2 separate regions of the Homo sapiens genome follow, and region 1 is linked to region 2. The links are chromatin loops, found by intact Hi-C in ENCODE. Cell type or tissue: dorsolateral prefrontal cortex. All regions are shown on one strand. Links, peaks and the distances in the headings refer to the core of each region. The heading gives the core; the rest is flanking DNA. Region 1 holds the start of LOC124902232 (a long non-coding RNA gene). Region 2 overlaps LOC107987011 (a long non-coding RNA gene).

Region 1 (10,409 bases), core at 1,638-9,637, 58 kb after region 2:
TAAAGGCAGGTGAGGCACACCAGTGTGGGGCGTGCATCTCTCACTTGGCTTAGCTTTGGTCCCCCAGAGATTTTCCCATTGCAGACTTGCTTGTCAGCAAGAAATAAAAGCCTTTCCTCTCTCCTTGGGAGGAGCAGAGCAGATTGTCTGGATCTGCTGCGTACTGCCCTGGCTCTGGTCTCAGCACAAACGCGTTCCTTCTGCTCAGTCTGTTCCCGTTTTGACAATGCAGAGGGGAGAGCTGGAGAAAGTCCCGCAGCCCAGAGTCCTGGCAGTGGAGGGCGGGGCTTTGCTGTTGGACCCGACGGATCACATTTGTATTCAAGAAAGACTAGGTGGAGCCCCTTGCTCCCAACACAGGCAGAAAGGTTGGCTGGGATTGGTGCCCATCCTCAGGCATCTTTTGAAGAGAAAGTGCTACCTGCTGCTATCCTTTCAGTGTTTTCTCAAAGGCAGAGCCTGAAAAAGGTTTTCGCAGGAGGAAACTTCTCTAAACCTCTCTAGCATCCTGGAGATTAAAATAAGTTATTTTTTTCTCTGCAAAAGAGATGAGGTGCTCTGATACCTGAGGGTGGAGTACTGGACCCTTTACATGATTAAGATCCAGAAAATATGCTTTTTGCCTACAGCATTGTATGTCCCGTGACCAGCCAGTAGTGATCCATTAAACAATGTTACTCAAGGTGGATTCACTAAGCACCCACTCTGTGCTAGGCCATACTTCCCAGGCACTGGGGAGCAAAGGTGAGAAAGATCCAGGACTTACCCTCAAGAAGCTTATAGTCCAGTGGGAGAGACCATCACAAGCAAAAAGAAAAATTAAATCCATGCACTCAGGGCTCCAGGAGAACTTTGCTGTGAGTGCACTAGCTGTCCGGGAGCATCTGGGGTGGCGTCTGCAAGGAAGGGATGCTTCGGATGAGTTTTCAAGGATACACAGGATTTTATGAAGTGGCAAAGGCAGGAGTGGGAAGGGATCTGTGCATGCAAAGTTCTGGGAAAGATGTGGAAAAGTTTTGTTTATTTAAGGAACTATGAGAACTTTGACGTGACCAGAGGAGCTACCATGCAGGCAGGGAAGTGCAAAGGATGAATCTAGAGCAGAGGTTTTAACCAGGGACAGTTTTGTACCCCAGGGACACTTGTTTGTCACAAAGAGAGGAGCAGCAGTGCTACTAACATCTATAGCGCAGAGGCCAGGAATGCTGCTAAACATCCTACCATACTACCGTGTGGACAGCTCCCACAACACCATGATCTGGTCCACAACGTCAATACTGCTGAGACAGAGAAACCCTGAGCATGGTAGGGTGTTTAGGAGTATCCCTGGCCTCTCTGCCCACTACAGAGAAGCAGCAGCCACACCACGAAAAAATGGAGTTCTGTTAGGGGCACTGTGCTTTCTGAGGGTCACACAGAGAAGGCATCCAGGGGAAGGAAGCCAGGGGAGAGTTGAGCTTTCAGATTCTGCAATCTGGAGTCCTCTATAGCTGTGTTTCAGCTAGCCCTCCCAGCTTTATTTTCTGTACATGTTTGATAAGCCTGCATCCAGTATCTGCCTCCAAATTGTTGACAAAAATGTTAAATGCAAAAATTTCAGGGCAAATAATGACTTAGACTCAAATAATGCCATTCAGTTTATGGGCATTTTGCATCCTTCATCTCATTTATATTCATTTTACAAAACAGAAAAATGAAGCTGGGAGATGTTCTGCAATCTAGGAATTATTTAACTATAACACGTTCAGCTCCCATCTCTTCTCCTAGGCTGGTCCCTGAGTGCTCCAAGGACCCATGCATCTGACCATAGGGGATGCTGGGAGTATCCTCCATCCTGGCCTGAAAGAGCTCCCTTTCAGCTTCCTGGATTCATATCTGTGTGAGTGGCTAAGGGCAGGTTCCCTGGTCTCCCTCTGCCCCTAGCTGTGACACTCACATACCCGTCTGACTACAGGGGACTCTCTCCCTCCCTGAGGCTGAATTGGTAAGAGGACCTCTCATGGATAGCAGGCAGGGACAGCTGCTCAGCTCATGTTTTCTGGCCAAGAAGCATTACTGACCCTGTGATTTGGCACTTCATCCAAACTGGCAGATGGGTACAGGTGCCTTGCCGTGATGCTGCTTCCTCTCCACCAAGCATGCCTGACCATTAAATCACCCAGCAGAGGACAGCACCAGTCAGCTGAGGGGTGGGCTCTTTTCAAGTGGAACCCCAAAATACTGCTAATCTGAAATGTCACTGTTCTCAGGGACAGCACGAATGAACCATGCCAAGTCACACACTGCAGAAACACTCTCAATAATCAACACTAGGTGTTCTAACAGTTTGTTCAAGCCTGTTCATCTGTGGTTTAGAAGTTTATAACATGACAATCTTTTACTCCAATAGCTTTCTGAAAACTGACTTCCCATATTCCCAAAGCCATCGCCAGCTCCCAGCTTTGTCATTCAGGAAAAAGAGTATGCACCTCCCCTTCATCCTCCTCATCTCTCACCATCATTAAGTACAAGCCCAAGGAGAAGAATCAAGGGCAATGAATCTTCATCAAACAATAAAATCCTGCCTGGTACCAGACCTACCTGTGCCATCCAAGCACTGCCTGCCCTGTCCCTCCATTAAACATCTTACCCTTGCTGCTGGTGGCTCCCGGGGCACTGTCCTTTCCGTGGCTCCTCCTCCCACCGGCATGGCCCAGCGGCTCTCTCCTGCTGCTCTGGCTCCGTCCCTCTCCAATAACATTGCTCCTTCTCTGGCAGGGTCCAGCCACTTTGTCACAAGCTACATCTATGGCGAGCAACGACTCCCGGCTGCAGGGTGAGACAGATAAGAGGATAAGAGGGAGCAGGAGCAGACGGAGAAAGAAGGTGGCAAGACAGAGCAGGCGAGAGATAGTGGTGGCTAAGTCTAGGGTGCTGATTATGGAGTAAAGGGAAAAGGAGGCATGAAAGCTGAGCCCGTGTTGAAAAGAATGTCAAAGGGAGCTCAAGCACTGGGCGGGGTGAGGGCAGAAGAGGGGTCCTTTCCAACCCTGGCACCTTTAAACTGTACAGGGGCTACCCTGGCTTGGAGCCATGCCATGCCTCTGATCCTAGGGAGTAAGAATCTCTTTTTGGGGGTGCAGGGCAACAGCACCCATTTCTCCATGAGCCACGTGCTTGCGTTTTCCAGTGGGATGCTCTCCAGGGTCATCTGGGTCCTCTTGCCTTGTGCTTGTTCATCACCTGAGCATGATTCTTGCCTGCTCAGCAGGGCGGTAGGGGGTTGTGAGCTCACAGCCCAGAAGCTTGACCCCTGTGGGGGCTCGGCATTGGTCCCTGGGACTCTGTGGCAGTGAGGCAGCCACACAGTGTCGAGTGGCTACTCTGTATGAGGGGATTTCTAAAAATACATCTGTCCTGCTTCTCATGGGGCTCATGAGTGCCAGGCAGATGGGACAGGCATGTACAACCTGCTCCCTCCTCACTGTCCCCACCACCGTCCTTCTAGTTCGGGTTGCCGCCTCTTCTCACCCAGACTATTCCACCAGCCACCTGCCTGCTCTCCCTTTCCCCGTGGCCTACCAGGTATTATAGTTACTAAAAACACAGGATCCTGTTGGGAGACCACACCTCAGCTAAAGCCTATTCTCTCATTCATTCATTCACTCACTCATTCATTCAATCCTCAGCATGCACCTCATATACATTTAACGTGCCAATGTGGCATGCTTTTTCGAGGCCAGGCTTGTGGCAGATGCTACAGATTGGGTGAGTGAAGCCAGACACAAAAGGACATAGTGTATGAATCCATGTGTGCAATGCTCGGGAATAGGCAGATGTAATCTACAACAATGGAAGTCACAAGACTGATGACTTCTTGGAGGTGGCGTGTAGCTATTGACTGAGGAAGGGCAGGGTGGGCTCTCTGGGGTCTGGCAATGCTCTATATTGTGATCTGAGTGACGTTCTCAAGGGTGTAACAAATTGAAAATGTACTGAGCTGCACACTTGAGAACTGTGCCTTTTACTATAGTATGTTAGAACTCATTATCTTTTTAAATGTATATAAAACATAATTCTGGTTTTGCTTTTTGGAACTATACACATATCCATGACTCAAGAATCAAGGAGAAAACTATTAATACTCTAACAGTGCTTGTCTCTAATTGGTAAGATTATGGTAAACTTAATTTCCTTGTTGATACTTTTCTGGATTTCCCAAATATTCTACACTGAATAGATCTTGCTTAAGTAATGAGATTAAATATATTAAATGTTATTTTAAAAGTAAGAGCCCTCGAGGTGAGACAATCAGCAAGCACGAGGCAGGTGGCTGTCTTCCCAGAGGGGCCAAGCCCACTCACGAGCTTTTGTCCTCTTAGGCAGCAAGGACACCAGCTTAGGAGTCATGTTCCAGGTCTGTGAGATTTCAGTTCAGCTAAATAAAGCTCTTGGCCCGCTGTGGGTGGTGAGGTGGGGCTGCTGGTGGAACCCTCGGGGTTTTCCTCTCATTGCTGAGGGGAAGGAGGCTCCAGGGCTTTCAGAGGCTTGCCAGGCCCATTCTTACCCTGGCAGCCGTTTAGACTAGCCTGACTCAGAGTCCCATGCACTTCTAACCTCTTAGACTTGGGACTTTGAGCCCCAGCCTGCCTGGAGTTCTCTCTTATGGAGTGGGGATAATTTCAGGATCCTCGCCACATCCCTTCAGCAGGAAGGACCTGCCCTATGCAGTTTGGGGACACAGAGAGATAGAGTGAGCTGATGGCACAAGTAAAAAAAAAATTTATATATATATAAATTTTATATTATATATATATCAATTGTTATTATATTTTATATATTATATTATATATTAATTTTATTAATAAATTTTATTATATATATTATATATTAATTTTATTAATATTTATTAATAAAATAAAATATTATATATATAGATTGAACCCTGGAAACTCTAAGGAAGGAAGAAAATGGAACATGGAGGAATCACTCTGGGCCTCGGTTTTCCACTGGGAAATGTGGCTGTTATGAGATTACCATATGAATAAGCATGTAGAAAATGCTGGAATGGGGGCTGGTTTTGTGTTCTGGTTTTGGTGACGCTTTGGGACATGGAGACCGGCTGCATAGCTGGCTCCCTGGCCTCCTGCTCCAATTCCAGTGCCCCACTTTCTTACTCTCTTACTCTCTTGGCCACCACAGCCCAGACATAGCAGGGGCAGGATAGATTTTTTCGTATGTGTGTCCGAAGCCTGATTTCTGCATTGGCAAAGCTATTGTGGTCATGTGATGAGGATCAGCTTGTGATTCACAAATGTATTTTGTATTTCTAGCTTGGATCCTAAAAACACTTCCCTCTTCCCTCCCACCTCCCTCTCCTCTGCCCACAACATGAAGGCTCCCACAGAGATGTCATGTGAAGGCTTCTCAGGCTGAGCCAAGGGAAGAGCCAGTGGCCAGCTCTGCCCTGTGACACACACAGCCTCCAGGAGTCACATGGTCTCCAGCTACCACCACCTGCCCTCTGTCCCCGGCCTGCTGCCCTCTCCCTGGCAGGCTTCCTGAGCTGATGCTTCCCTCCAGACTGCAGCGTAGCAGACAGTGAGACTGACGGACAGAGGGTACAGGGCCAACAGGCTTGGACAGTTCTGTTCCCAGCTGACCTTGGGGTGGGAATCCAACCGGGAAGCTCCTGGACACTACATGGTGTGCCCTGCAGGAGATGAGGTGCCTTACTGACCCGATCCAGAGGTAGACAGAGCTATTGGCAGCTGCTTCCCCACAACCAGCCCCAGCTCCACGAGCATGAGCCACAGGTGCTGAAATAAGGCAATGCAGGGAGCCAATGGCAGCATCCAGTGTCCCTCATGGAAAGGCTGGAAGCAGGACATTGCCAGGCCTTGGGGAGAGGGAAGAGGACAAATACAGGAGGAGTCATCTGTGTACATATTCACAAAAAAGAAAAACAAATCAGGGATTCTCAATCAGGAGCTATTTTGCCACCCAGGGGACTTCTGGTAATGTTTGAAGACGTTGTTGGTTGTGGAAACTGGGGAAGTGCTACCAGAATCTAGTGAATAGAGGCTAAGGATGCTGTTGCTGAACAGCCTCTGATGCACAGAACAGCCCCCACCCCCAACAAAGAATAATCCAGCCTCAAATGATAGTGTTGCTGTTGAGAAACCCCGATCTAGAGAGAAAGCAGCTTTGCTAGGGAAGATTTGAGCAGGGCCCCATGAATAAACCCACCAGAGTGAGCTGCAGCTGTGAGTTCCAGGCTTGGAACCTTCCGTGCCTGTTTAGTGCCCTCAAATTTGAGCCCATACCCTTCGGCACACACACTAAGACTTCCTTCCATGATCAAGCCCTGGCTTACCCTTCAGCCTCATCTCCCACTGAGTTTTGGTCACACCAGACCATCAACATCCCAGATACTCCAAAGTCCTTGCCCTTGAGGAAGGAGATTCCATACCCTGTCTGGAATGCTCTCCTTCCACTTCTGTCTGACAGATACTCACTCCCCATTCCCTGTTCTGCATCCAGCTGTGGCATATTTGAGAAGCCTTCTTTCATTGCTATCCTGCATCTTCCTTGTTCCTGGGGTAGCACACAGCCTCTCTTTCATAGAACATCACACAAGACAGCTGCTGGGATGGCTGACTTGTGTATCTGTCTCTCCCACCAGACTGTGGGTTCTCTCAACAGGGTGAACATGAAAAATAGAAGCCTCCAGTTTCTCCTGATAGTGTATAGATGGGCAGATCTGGCCTCAATGGCAGAAGATACTTGGGGAACTGGAGAAAGTACAGAAGGTGATGTGAAATCAATTGGGTCATCAAAAGAAGACGGGTGTACCACAATTTGTTCCTCCACCTGCTGCCCATGAACATTTGGAGGGTTTCTAGTTTTTGGCTATTACAAATAAAGTTGTCATGAACATTTGCATACAAATCTTTGTGTAGACATATGTTTTTATTTTTCTTTGGTTAAATACCTGGTAGTTGAATGGCTGGGTCATATGATCAATTTATGTTTAACTTTTTAAGAAACTACCACTGTTTTCCAAAATCATTGTACCATTTTACACTCCCATCAGCAGTGTACAAGAGTTCCGGTTCCTCTATATCTTCACCAGCACTAGGTTTGGTCAGTCTTTTTAATTCTAGCCATTTTAGTGGGTATGTAGTGGTATCTTACCATGATTTTAATTTGTATTTTCCTAGTGACTGAGGATGTTGAGCATCTTTTCCTGTGCTTATTTGCCATTCATATATTTTCATTGGTAAAACATATATTCAAAGACAGAGTTTTGAAAATTATGAACATGGTCTTTGGAATCCATCAGACCTAGTTTCATTTTCTGGCTTGGCCATTTACTGTGCAATTTAGGATAAGTGGCTTATCCTCGCTGAACTTCATCTTCCTCTTGTGTAAAATGAGGATAAAAGAACCCAGTAAGGTTAGAGTGAAGATCAAACACTAAATGCCTTTAAAGTACTTAACCCAAGGCCTAGCATATAAAACATAATAAACATTATTAATAATTATTATAACTTTCTCTCTTGGTCCAATTGGAATTATAACAAGCAAGACCCCTGGCATACCTCAGAAACTAATCTCTGCAGGAATTAAATGGTGTTTTATTTCCAGTACAGTATATATACATAAATTTTTTTATCCTTAGGTATTGGAAGTATGGAATTTTGTACCAGTCTATTATGTCACAGCAGAAAGAGTCTTTAGAGATATCTAAACCAAGGCCATGCCTTAGCCCAGGTCCTCTAGTAATAAGAGCCTAAGGCAAGAATTACAATGCTGGGACTTTATTTGAGAGGTGCAAACCTAGGGTTCTCAGGGTGAGGAAAAAATTAGGAAGGAAGACAGGAAGATTTGGAGGTTATTGTGCAAGTTTCCACTACACAAAAAAAATTGCCAAAGAGACACAGTAGGTCTCTTGACAGAAGTGCTTGCTCAGTGCCCAGAATTCCCTGGAAGGCTTACAAAGAGAAAGCACACTTCCCAGAAGCCCAAGGAGGGAAAAAGCAGAGGATGCTTGTCTGACAGCTTCCCTCCCATGATCAAGATTGACTTCATGGAGAGCAATGTCCCCTCCACTTCTGGGGCGTGTTGTCCAGCACCATGGTGGCCATTCAGGGACACACATCCCTTAGGTGTTCTGGCATTTCACCTAAGCCCAGAAGTCAATGGGCAGCTTCGTGCCAGTGGGAACCAGCCAAGGGAGAAGAAGAAAGTGCACCAGAGTTACATCCTGTCTTAGTCTGGGAACCCCTAGAAGCAGATCCTGAGTCAAAAATTTGAATGCAAGAGGCTTTGTGGAGGAAGAGACTCCAGGAAGCACTGGTAGAGGAAACAGAGAAGATAGGGAAAGCTGAGAGCGTGGGGGTGCCAATGTACTGTTGTGGGTGCAACACTATTGGAGACCTCTGGGAATCAGTAAGAAACCCATTTTAGGATTTTCCCACATCGACTTCTACCTCCCCTCCCCCAAGAGAAAGGAGGGCCAGTCTCTGGGAGTAGGGCTCTTTTGGCATATCAGGTACCACATCTGCCACATCACGGGCCAGGAAATTTTTTCTTAATTGGCCAGGATTTTTTTAGATTTGTTGGCTGCATGGTTTCTGTTGCAACTAGTCAACTTTGCCCTTGCAGCTCAGCCACAGGCGATACATAAACAAATGAGCAAGGCTGTGTCCCAATACAACGTTAGTCACAAGAACAGGCAGCCAGTTGGCAGGCATAGTTTTCAGATCCCTGTGCTACAAGTATGATGCATCCCATTTTGCATGGAAAAACTGAGGCCTAGTAGAGAAAGGTAACTTATCACGTAGCCAGCCAGAGGCACATCTGCTGACTTTTTGTTCAATATTTTCTCTACTGTGCCTTGCTACCTCTCTACTGAGGCCTTTGTGTGTGTGTTTAAAGAACTGGCAAACAGAATTCTCCCAGAAAGTATGTGTGTAACCCATATTTTTTAAATGGTGGTGGTTTGTTTCCTCTTGGTGGCTAGAGAGGCTCCAGGGCCTAAAGTTTTGCAGGCTCCAAGAATGGCTCCAGGCAGCTATCTCCCTGAGCATCACTGAGTGGGGCTGCTTTGGAAGCCTCCCCCGTGCCAGCCTCTTCCACCAGCCTCTGCCTCTGCTGCCTTGGCAGAGTGTCTCCAGCAGTGGTCACAAAGCGCAGAGTGAAAAAGCAGTTAGAGCATTGGATCCTGTAAAGATCTAAAAATATCCAGGAATGTGTGCACATATGTGGCCCTTCTGTGATCAAAACATCTGGGAAGAAGATCAAATGTTCCTGCTTTAATTTGCCTAAAATTCTGCGAGGACTTGGAAAGGGAAAGATGTTGAAAGTCATTGACTTTAAGGGGGTGAGGTGGAGGGAGGGAAGGACGTCACAAGGTTTTGTATTTTTAAGGCAAAGTAAGTTATGTGTATGCAGAATCCTCCCCTGGGGTGAGTCCTGGACCTTGATTTCTTTGGGATTCTGGGGATAGTTTCTCATAACGGGGGCGGAAAGTTCATTGGCTACAGACTTGAATTCCTGATTTGACTGCATTTGTTTAAAGGAAGATCAAAATGCCAAGACCCTCAATCAAATATTAGGAGCCGTGATACCGTAACAAATCACTAAATGTCAAATTTGAAGAAGGCCTGGTGTAAGTCAGGCATTTTTCAGATGCAGAAATCAAGACCCAAAGGGAGAGCTTTCCTGGGTATCCCTCCTGACTCTCAGACCACTGGTGCATTGCAAAGAAGAGTTGGAGCAAAGTTTCAATCCCGGTTCTGCCACTTCTAAGCCATCTGACCTCATCTGTATACGGATGATCCTGAATAGTTTTGTCCGTAAGAAGCCAGGTTGGAAACCTCTGGATCTCGTGTAGCTGCTTGCTGTGGCCCTGTAGCAGGGTGACCAAAGGCAGGAAGATGCCCACTGTCTTCATTACTTTTCATGGTTCCAAATCCTAATCAAGTGGCCTAGTCATTTGGGCTGACTGATGTCAGTCTGGAATTCCATTTGGTCCCTGGCTTGAATCTTTGGCCAGAAAGTGGTTAACTGGCCTCTAGAGTACCCTTTCTTCAAGCTACACCCTAACTCTGGGCCAGAGAAGGCAAGCCACTCCCTCAAGCTTAGGCTGCAACGAAGGCAACCGCCCATGCATCCGCCTGTGCCACTCTTGCCCATGCACCCGCCTGTGCCACTCTTCAGTCCCACTGGCCTTTGGAGGCCAAATAGTGGCTGCATGGGAGATGAGACGAAATCCCGGACTGGGATTCCCAAAAGAGATTATGCACGAGGAGGAAGATCTAAGTAGCGCCTGGTACTCAGGCACCAGAACTTCTCAACCTGCTTCCATCAGGGAGAACAGTAATCCAAGCAGGACCTTGACTTGATCTCCACCAGCGGCAGTG
Region 2 (10,409 bases), core at 1,488-9,487:
ACAGCCATTCCCTCATTTCCTTCTGTAGCTGGTATCTAATGTTATGTAACAACTTGCTCCAGAACTTAGTATTTAAAACAACAACAAACATTGATTACCCCAGTGTTTATAGATCAAGTACTCAGGCGAAGCCTAGCTGGGTGGCTTTGGTTCAAGGTCTCTCATGGGGTCACTGTCAAGATATCGGCGGGAGCTGCTGTCATCTGAAGGCTTGTCTTGGGCTGGAAGATCTGCTTTCAAAGTGGCTGACCCACATGGATGACAAATCAGTGCTGGTTGGTGGCAAGAAGCCTCAGTTCCATGATACATGGACTTTTCTTTGGGACTGAGTGTCACAACATGGCACTGGCTTCCCGCAAAGCAAGTGATTCAAGAAGGAACAAGGTGAAATGCAATGTATTTTATAAGTGACAGTGCCCTGTTCTGAAAAATGAATGAATTGGACTAGATTAGGGAGGGCAAACAGGTTTCCATATATCCAGTCTGTCATGAAAAAGCTGGAGGTATCCTCAGAAGAATTCTAAGGTTAAATCTCAGATAGAAGCTTACCCTAATAAGTTAGTGATGTTGGTGACACTAGGAGCAGAGAGTGGTGACATCCATGGCATTTATTTGCCATCCTTGGACTAGATAATCAATTAGCTTCACTGAAAGATGGAGGCTGACATTCTATAACCCACCCAAGCCTTCTCATCAACAGGAGAATGTTCTGAAACCAAATTTGGATTATCCAGTTTTCTATACCCAGCTCAGCCATAATCAGTGTTGCCTTTACAATTTTTGTAAATAGCCAGCTGGTTACTTAATTAAATTCACCCAGTTGTTTTCAAAACATCCAGGAGTATGACCAAATTCAATCTTTTCTTCAAACTAGTTTTGCATAGCTCTGTGAGGTGCTACATGACGATATATGTTATTTTAAACTCTCCTTATTTTTAATGATATAAACAATGAAAGCCTAAGTAAGAGAAAGGAGCTAACACATTTATTCCCATTCTGCCATCTGTTTAAAGCTGCTGATGTAATTCCAGTTTGAAATTGCATTAGCGTTTGCCTCCTGGACTTCTTCCTTATTTCCTTTTGTATTTCAGGCCTTCTGTACTTAAGAGAAAGCACTGCCTCTAGGATGTTGGTCAATTAATGCGAAGCTACAGTATAGCTCTGGCCATTTTCAAACTGGTCTCCGATTTGGATTTCCTTCATGATGAGCTAGAATGACTGTAACTGGAGTGTTATTTGCTTAAATATATTTGGTATTTAAGGTTTGATTAGTGATGTTTTCAGCAATATCATCAACAATCAGCAGATTTGTTTACACTGCGGAGGATGGCAGAGATTAAGGGTTGTGGTCGTGCATACTCAATCATTGCATACTGGCTTTTTTGACTTTTATCTCTGGATTATGCCTGAGAATTCAATTTTAATTTTTTTTTTAAATGCAGCTGCTTTACAGTGATTCGGAGTTTTGTTAAATTGTGTGATATTTTGTGTGTGTTGGGGGGTGTCTTCTATGAGGCTAGATTTCATTTAAAATTAAATTTTGGTTGGATGGCCAGGGTATGGTTTCTTTGCTTTGATATAAACTGGGGGTCCTTCTCTTCACTTCCAAATATCCCCAGTGGGGACCTGGTGGCAGGGGGACTGCGAACAAGGTTTTTGAAGACACAAGTGGGGCTGCGGCAGAAAAACCAGAAACGTGGGAAGCTTCCTACAGTTTTCTGAGCCTCAGTTTCCCCACCTGAGATAATACTAACCAATTCAGAAGTCTTTCTCTTCTAAACAAATTCTACTGTTACCTGAAACAAACATCTTTACCTTTCCTTGCTCTCACTGTAGTTAGTGGCACTGCTTTGGGGAAGTGACATTGAATTTCATGTCAGAAAATCTCATTAGGATAACAGAAGGTTGGACTTGGAAGGGACCTTAAGGATTCTCCCCCTAAAACTCTTTTTATTTATTTTTGAGACAAGGTCCTTCTCTGTTGCCCAGGCTGGAATGCAGTGGAGCAATTATGGTTCTCTGCAGCCTCGAACTCCTGGGCTCCAGCAATCCTCCTGCCTCAGCCTCCTGAGTAGCTGGGACGACAGGTGTACACCACCATGCCCAGTTAATTTTTAAAAATTTATTTTGTAGAGACTGGGTCTTGCTATGTTACCCAGGCTGGTCTCAAACTCCTGAGCTCGAGTGATGCTCCTGCCTCAGCTTCCCAAAGTTCTGGGATTACAGGCATGAGCCACTGTGCCTGGCCTCCCCAAAATATTTTTTAGACTGTCAGTTATACTCACCCTCAGAATGTAAGGGCATGGCCAGTAGAGAGAAATGTGTCTTACCAGGTACCAAGAACACAGCTCGACTTCAGCAAGCTGATCTGGAATATCCCTTGCTACTCAGAACCGTGGCTCTGAACTGTGGCTCAGAACCACTTGTGGATTTCTTTCCTTAATATCAATGTCTGGCTCTTACATCCAACTTGCTCAATCAGAATTTTGGGCCATGGGGACCAATTACTTGTATATTACAAAGCTCCATGGCTGATTTGGAGTCTAGTGAATCAAAATCTTTTGGTCAAGATGGAGAACCTCAGTTCCGGAAAAGCAGATCACTGGAGGTAGAATGGAGTCAGCAGACAGTGCTGATTAGAAAATCCAGAGACCAGGGTTTGGGCCATGATCTAAGTACTGAAGTCCTGAAGGAGCAGAGAAAGAGGGAGAACCCATACAGCTCGGGAAAAGCAGGGGAGCCCTCACAAGGCAGGTGACATCTGTGTTAGATCTTAAAGATAAGTAGAAATTTTCCTTTTGGAGAAGAAATGATGGCTGAGAGGAGGACAACATTGAAATTCATCACAGAGCATGGCACAAAGCAGGAGGTATGAAAGGCAAATGTTTTGAGCAACTACTCATCTCTTCCAGAGACCATATGAGATGCTGGACATGGAGAAGTTTGACTGGAACATGGAGATGTGGAATATCAGGAGTTTGACCTGTAAAAGTAATCTGCATCAACTCATTAAAAGTCATGACTCCAAAGTAATAATTTTGGAATTGATCCTGTAGTCTGTTGTTTGCAACTGCAAAGTCACAGAACACTGGTATGTTACAATTAGCCATGAAAAGCTACAAGTAACGTATTAGTATTGGCCATGAAGGAGGCAGCAGAGGAGATCCCAACTCTGCTACTCACCAATCATGAGCCACCTACTGTCCCCTGGGAAAATTATTAAAGTGCCTAGTGCCTCATTTTCTTCATCTGTATTGTAGAGATAATTATGGCACCTACCTGACAAGGTTGTTATGAGGCCTAAGCGTTAGTATCTGTGAAGCTGTTGACATAGTACCTGGCAATATAGATATCAGTAGTAGTATTACTATTGCTATTATTGTTGTTGTTGTTATTTCTACAAAAGTTTGAAGAGTCATATACAGACACATTCAAGGAGGTTCAAGTTGACTTATAATTCACACTCTCTTGCATTATTAAGTGGAACAAAACAAAGTAGTGAGTGAACCTTTGTCTAGTAAGTTGCACATAGCCCTAGTAACATCTAAGGCAGTAAGTGGAGCCTGCAAATATTCTCTTGTGTGAACCACTGCCACAGGCAATGCCAAACATCTTGAGTAGGGTTGCCAGGTAAAATACAGGATACCCAGTTACATTTGAATTTCAGATAAAACAATAAATAACTTCTTAGTATAATAAGCATGTCCCATTATTGCAGGGGACAGATACTAAAAAACTTGTAAGTATGGTGGTAGGGATCCATGTGATTCTTTGGTCACACTTCAGGTGCCAGAGTCCCTTCCAGAGAGGATGGATCTCCCTAGCCTTTCTGGAGGAGGATTCCCACAAGTAGGGGTAGCAGCTTCATCCCTGAGAAATCTTCAGGGAAGCTGGTGTCGGGCCCTGAAGGCTGAAAAGCATTTTGACAGGTGGAAAAAAGCATACAGTGTTGCATTCTAGGAAATAGCATGCTCCAACGACAGAGGCACGGGAGTATGCCTGGGAACCTTTGAGGAGACAAGGGTGGGTGGGGCTGTGTGTGTGTGTGTGTGTGTGTGTGTGTGTGTGTATGTGTATGTGTGTCTGCAGGGGTTGGATGGGGCTCAAGAGGACACATGGTCAGGGCAGTGTTTGGGGCCAGGAGTTTAAGAGTTTGAGAAATTATATTGAATGAGTTGTAACCTTGTAACTGAATAAGTTACTACCCACTTCCTGAATTAGTCATTTTGCTTCCTTTCTTAATGGGTTTCAGACATGTTTCCCTAAGCACTGCCATTATTTTTCCTTATGATGATTAGTTTGTTTGTTTGTTTGTTTATTCATTTTACAATTCTTCTATGTTCAGTTAGTGAAAGGTTGTAAGATGGATAGGAACAGCAAGACTCAATGATTATTTAACAAGTAATAAACTGACAGTACAGTCAAACAAGCTTGTCACTGGAAGTCTTACTCTGCTATGTGAAGTTAACATGGCAGAGCTAATTTATTTAATTAGAAGCTGTTTTTACTGGAAGACTTCCAGGAGGACAGTGGGTGTATTCTATGGCGTTTCGGGGCTCCTTCGATTTCAGAGGTCTCACAGATAGAAATTAAATTGAAGAGGACAATTAAAATAAAACCCTGTGAACTGTTACCTCCTTCAGTAGTGTCTGTTGACTGCATCCCCCGCCTTCAGCTGTTTGGGGATGGAGACCTTTATCCTCAGAACTAGGCAGATATAAATTACATTAAATTGTACCAAGCTCTTTTGGTGTTTTTCCCGGATTTAGAAGACACACATCTTGCCATTTCTTGATTAATTACTGCACGAAAGTTGCAGATAAGCGAGCTTGGCTCAACATAACGAAGGATTCGCATGTGACCTGGAAACGCTGTCAGGCTGGGTAAGGAGGAGCTGGGTTCTAGTCTCAGGTGCAGCAATAATTCTTTGTGTGACCCTGAGCAGGTTGTTTCTCTTCCCTGGGCTTCAACGCTTCATTTGTAGAACGAGAAGGGAAACTTTATGGTTGCTTTTAGCTGCTCCATTCTGAAATTCTGGGTCACAAGAAGGCTGTCAAAGGAAGGGACCCAGCCAAGGCAGAACATCAAGGAAAGACCTTTAGAATGGCAGAGGCTGAGTGGAGCCTTAAAGGAAGAACAAGCATCAATGACAGCAGCGAATCCTATAAATGTCTCTAAACAAATAATCATTATTATAGATGTATGCGAAGACTTACCTAGAAGAAAGAGAGAATGCTAGAAGGTTCTTTGAATATTATTATTTTGAGAATCTTAAATGAGTTAATGTGTATGAAGTGCTTAGCATAGATCTTCTTTTTTCTGGGAACAGTGAAGTAGGTTATTTAGATCAATCCTCCTGCTGGAAGCAATGGAAAATATACATTTTTAAAAAAAAATCTTCTTAAAACCATTGAAGAGATGACAAAAGAAATATTAGAAATACCAAATTAAAAATAAAGGGAAAACGAAAACTTAGCAAAGTAAGCAAACACAGAAAGTTTATTGCTCTGAGCACACATGTGCCGATTTCTCAAAATCAGAAATATTTTTTCTGGCAGCCTTGAGAAATGAGGGGAACAGAAATAAAATCAAAGCCTAGGCCCACAGCAGAGAGGCAACTCCCAGCAAACCCTTCCCACAACAAGCTAGAATCCCAGAGACTTCACTCCCAGGATGAGAGAGAACCAGAAATGGCATAGCCCTCATAGAATCACAGCCTGGTTCCAGTCTTCTGAGTTTTTTTCTAGTCCCTTACTACTCAAAGTGTGGCCCACAGATCCCCAACAGCAGCATCAGCAGAGAGCTCATCTGCAACATAAATTCTTGGGCACCACTCCAGACCAATTGTATCAGAATCTGTACTTTAACAAGATCCCTGGTAGAAGCAAACCCAAATCCTTTGGAGAGGAACTCACTTTCATTACGGGCCTCAAATTACTGCTGGTAGTAATCTCTCTAATGCAATTTCTGGTCAATACAAAAGATAACAAAGCACAGAAGAAAATTAGGCAAGAGAGTCAGCAAAAACAACAGACAACAGAAACAGATGTACAGGGTCTCTGGAGACTGGAATTATCAAATGCAGTTTCTCAATTAATAAATTATATTCACAATAGCTATGTGTGAAAGGGAACATAAAAAGTAAAAAAGTTCTCTTCAGTGAATAGCAATCTATTAAAAAATTATAATGGATTTGAAAAAGAAATTCTAGACATGAAGTGTTTAGCACATTGGGGTAGTGAGTTCCCTGTCACTGAAGGTACATGAACAAGGCCAGACAACTGAGTAACAGAATAGTTGAAGAGGGGAGTCTAGCCCTGGCTAGCGGTTAGCCTGGTCATCTTCAAGTCTCCTTATGGTACAAATGCTGTAAGATATTTTGCCTAAGAACAAGACATCCTCCAATTGACCAGGGTCCTCAGATCATGTCTAGCTTGACTTCTCCAGGTATGGGCTTGAGAATCCTGCCCAAGACTGCTGCATTTCTCACTGCCCCAGGGTAGCTAACAGTTACCATGGCTGTGTAAACTTGCAGAGAGATAGGGATCATCCATAGAAGCTGCAGATGAAACACAGGGAGCCAATCTGGGGGACATATCACATACTATGGATCCAGGAGAAGTTTTAATAACATGTAGTTTAAATTGATCATTTGCAGACATCTGCATGAGTTTGCACAAACTCTCTTCACTTTAAAACATTCTCAAAACTTTATAATATTCCAAAAGAAAAGAAAAAACCATCAACTTTTGACCTGCTGTCTTTCTTGGTTCTGTTTATGTTCTCAACTTGTTCTACTCTATCAAACTCTCCAAATGGGGGGGCCTATGGCCATATTTTCCATCCATGCTCACTCTTCAGAATCCCCTAACCCAAATTTCTTTGCATACAGTCAGTTTATTCAAGTTACACTTGTTCTTAGGTTCATCCTTTCCAACATTTCTGATCATCTTCTCCTTCCTGGGGCTCTCTTTGGAAATGACAGTTACCATTCAAGGGGCATCCTTAAACCACTTTCTATTACATTATTTAATCCTTACATGAATCATGAGTAATCATTTCTGTAAGGGCTATTACATGGTAATATTCATTCCTTATAGAAAAAATAGAAAATACCTGTAAACAAAAGCAAATTGAAATCTCTTCTAATTTTACCAACAGGAGATAACTTTTTGCTAATGTTTGTTAATATTTGGGATGTTTTCTCCAGGCATTTTTTCTGTGAAATTTTGCAAAACATGAGATTTTATATGCTGAGCATACATTTTAGTCTGTCTTTATTTATTAACAATAGATTATGAACCCTTTTCCATGTTAATAAATATACAGCTACAACTTAATTCTTAATGTTTGCACACTATGTTTCTATATGGATATATGACAACTTCCTTACAAATCTATTGTTAAACATTTGAATTAATTCCAATCTTCACTATTAAAATAGCATCTTATAGCTATATCTTTGTGTACATCCTTAATTATTTCTCCAAAATAAATTCCTAAATGTGGAAATGAATTCATACTTCTGCTTTTGACAAATTTCCCCCCCAGAAAGTTTGTACTAATTTAGACTCCCAACAGCCATGTGTGAACAGGGCTATTTCCCTGCACTCTAACCAACATTTGGGTATTAATGTTTTTATTGCCCTGGCTAATTTCATAAGTAGCATTTTATTATTGTTTTAATTAGCTTTTCTACAGTTATAAGTAAAATAGAATATGCTCTTCCATGTTTATTTACCAATTGATTTTTTTCTTTTGTGATTTAAATTGTTAATATTCTTCATATAGTAACACTGGTACATAGAAATAAATATTAACCAGTATTATTATCATCATCATGATTATCATTATAGGTAGCAGCCCTTGTACATTGTAAACAGAATCCCAAATTTTTCATTTCCTTTTAATTTAATCCAATTATATTTTATCAATTTAGGCCATACAGAGGTTTACATTTTCGATATGAATACATTCATAAACTTTGATTTTTACGGTTTCTGCCTTTGATGACATGCTTGGGAAGACCTTTCCCATAATAACATTATATAAATGTTGTTTAAATTTTCCCCTTAGAGTATTTAAATGGTTTCATATTGTATATTTAAATTATTAATACATCTGGAATTTAGTTTCATATAAGGGTGGGATAGAGACTAGTGGGCCTTCACAAAAAGCCAAATGGTTTTTCTACTCAGCATTTTAAGTATTTTTCAAACAGAACAGAACAGGAACATTTTTGAATCAAGACCTGTGAATGGCTACATCTCTGAGTGGAAAGGAATTAATTACCGCATGTCAGAAATCAGCATGGGGCCAGAGCTGTTAAACATACTAATGGCTTGGATGGAAGGAGAGCTGCAAAGCAGGCTGCTAGCTTTTCTCTGTCCAATGGTGATTTAAGAGGGTTACTTACAGCCCAAGATGACAGTGAGGAAAGCCAGACGGCCTTCAGTGTCAGGGAAGGGAGCAGCTTGGTGTCAGCAGACAAAATTGGATCTGGTCATGATCCGTCTGCAAGGCTCTTCTGGGCCCTCGTTGTGCAGATGAGAAAGGGGTAAGAATGGCCAAGACCTTCCCTTCTTGGCCAGGCCCAGAAGGACCACACCCAGAGGCTCCTCTAGGTAATAGCTCAGCAGCCAACTGTGCTGGGGGTTCCCCTCCAACATGGCCGTCTTCTTTGGTTTTGCTCCGTGGATTTCTAGCTTATGCTTCTACTCTCCTACATCCCCCACTCTACTGTTTTCTTCAGAGCACACATTTGATATTAAAACCATTCTTCCCCAGACTTTGTTTCCATGCTGCACGGCTGTCCCACCATCGCATGTCTTTTCCACCTTTAAACTGTTTTTCATAAGGCTATTTTTTCTGAACATAGCTCTTGGTTATTCTATCAGTGAGAAACATAATGCTATTACTTGACAATTATAACTTGCTTTTAATAACTTGCTTCACTTGTCTTTTAATACAAACCTCTGAGTAATCCTGACAGGTAGTTGGGGAAGATCGTGTGGACAAAGCCAAGATCTGAGAAGTTGTTTGTCTGAGGGTCACAGTGACTCAGGAGCAGATCTGAAACTTGACACCAGAGATCTGGCCCAGCTTCAGAGCTCATCCTACCAGCCTCTGTGATCCCTTTCCTACTTAACTTGGTGGTTCTTGGAAGTCCTGTGGTTCAACATAACTCTAATAATTTTCTCTGTCAAAGTTCCATGCTAGGTTGTAAGGGTACCAAGATAACAGAGTCATACTCTGTCTGAGCAGGTTCACACTAGGAGTGACTTTTGCGTATTTTGTCTATACAAAATCAGAGGTGGGCAGAAGGAACTGCTAAACCGTTGTCAGGCTGTTGGTTGGGGAAGGCATCACGGAATACATTTTGGCATGTGGGTTGGGGCCTGTCACACTAGATGACTTTGGCATCTTTAAAGGACATCTGTCATACCATTCTGCCCATTCCCCATCCACACTACAATTTTCCTTCCCCTACTCTCAGTTTGTGCAATATCACCTCCTGGCCACAGGTATAGATTCAGGTGTGGGACCCATGTTATTTCAATGGCATGAAACTCTGGAGTTTTGATAATTCCATTGGAAAAAAAAAAAGATGCTGACTTCCTGCAGGGGTATCTGAAGCTGGTGACCATCTTGTCTTTGAAAAGAGAGAACTCACCTGAGAACAGAGCCCACACAGGAGCAAGTAGAACTGAGAGAGGCAAAGGATAAAACTGAGCCTGTGGGACATTGTCTGGGCTCTGAACACAGCCACCCCGAAAGCAAATACTTTGAATTTTACAGTCTTGTGAGCCAATAGATTCCTTTTCTTATGCAGGTACATCAGTCTGAGTTGGGTTTCTGTCACCTGCAACTTAAAGATCTTTTGACTAACGTAGAGTTCCATTTCAAATCCAAGGCTCTGTGAGTCTTTGGCAGACTGGAGGGCAGACATGGTGTCCAGCTGCCTCCGCACCTAGCTCCTCTGCCTTTCTGGTCCAGCTGCCCAGCATTCATGAAATGATTGGGCCAAAACTGTGCTGCTTTCAAAGATGTAGATTTTTATTCCTTGGTGGTATGAGGTTTCAGACCAGCAGGACTTTAACTCTCCTTGGTCGAGGCAACTATTGAAGCATTTCTGCAGAGTGGTCCAGCTGCTGATATACCTAGGTGAGGGCCACAGATGGTGGCTGCATTAGGCCATTCTTGCATTGCTATAAAAGAATACCAGAGACTGGGTAATTTATAAGGAAAAGTGGTTTATTGGGGCTCATAGCTATGCGGGCTGTACAGGCGGCATGGCACCCGCATCTGCTTCTGGTGAGGGCTTCCGGAAATTCCCAATCATGGCAGAAGGTGAAGGAGGAGAAGGCATATCAGATGGCGAGAGTGGGAGCAAGAGACAGAGGGAAAGG

Evidence for each region. Peaks named below come from ENCODE experiments on the same cell type or tissue, not always from the same donor. Only the 100,000 strongest peaks of a DNase experiment are listed, where the experiment ranks them.
Region 1: it touches region 2 in a loop (4-fold over the local background); 1 of 110 quality-filtered maps calls a loop at or near these places.

What each region holds. Positions count from the first base shown.
Region 1 is chr9:99,351,858-99,362,266 of GRCh38, reverse strand. NAMA (non-protein coding RNA, associated with MAP kinase pathway and growth arrest) reads left to right here. Exons shown (of 6, transcript NR_102271.1): 6 at 6,665-6,927. It overlaps LOC124902232 (a long non-coding RNA gene), which reads right to left and starts at 2,935. Exons shown (of 3, transcript XR_007061692.1): 1 at 2,630-2,935; 2 at 767-896. In dorsolateral prefrontal cortex, for the core only: no CTCF peak of the experiment used is centred there; a DNase peak (open chromatin) is centred at 5,512; H3K27me3 peaks cover 1,185 bases.
Region 2 is chr9:99,409,928-99,420,336 of GRCh38, reverse strand. All of the region lies in intron 2 of LOC107987011 (a long non-coding RNA gene), which reads left to right. Among named protein-coding and RNA genes, the nearest start is that of NAMA, 40 kb to the right of the region's middle. RefSeq lists an enhancer at 78-1,277. In dorsolateral prefrontal cortex, for the core only: no CTCF peak of the experiment used is centred there; no DNase peak of the experiment used is centred there.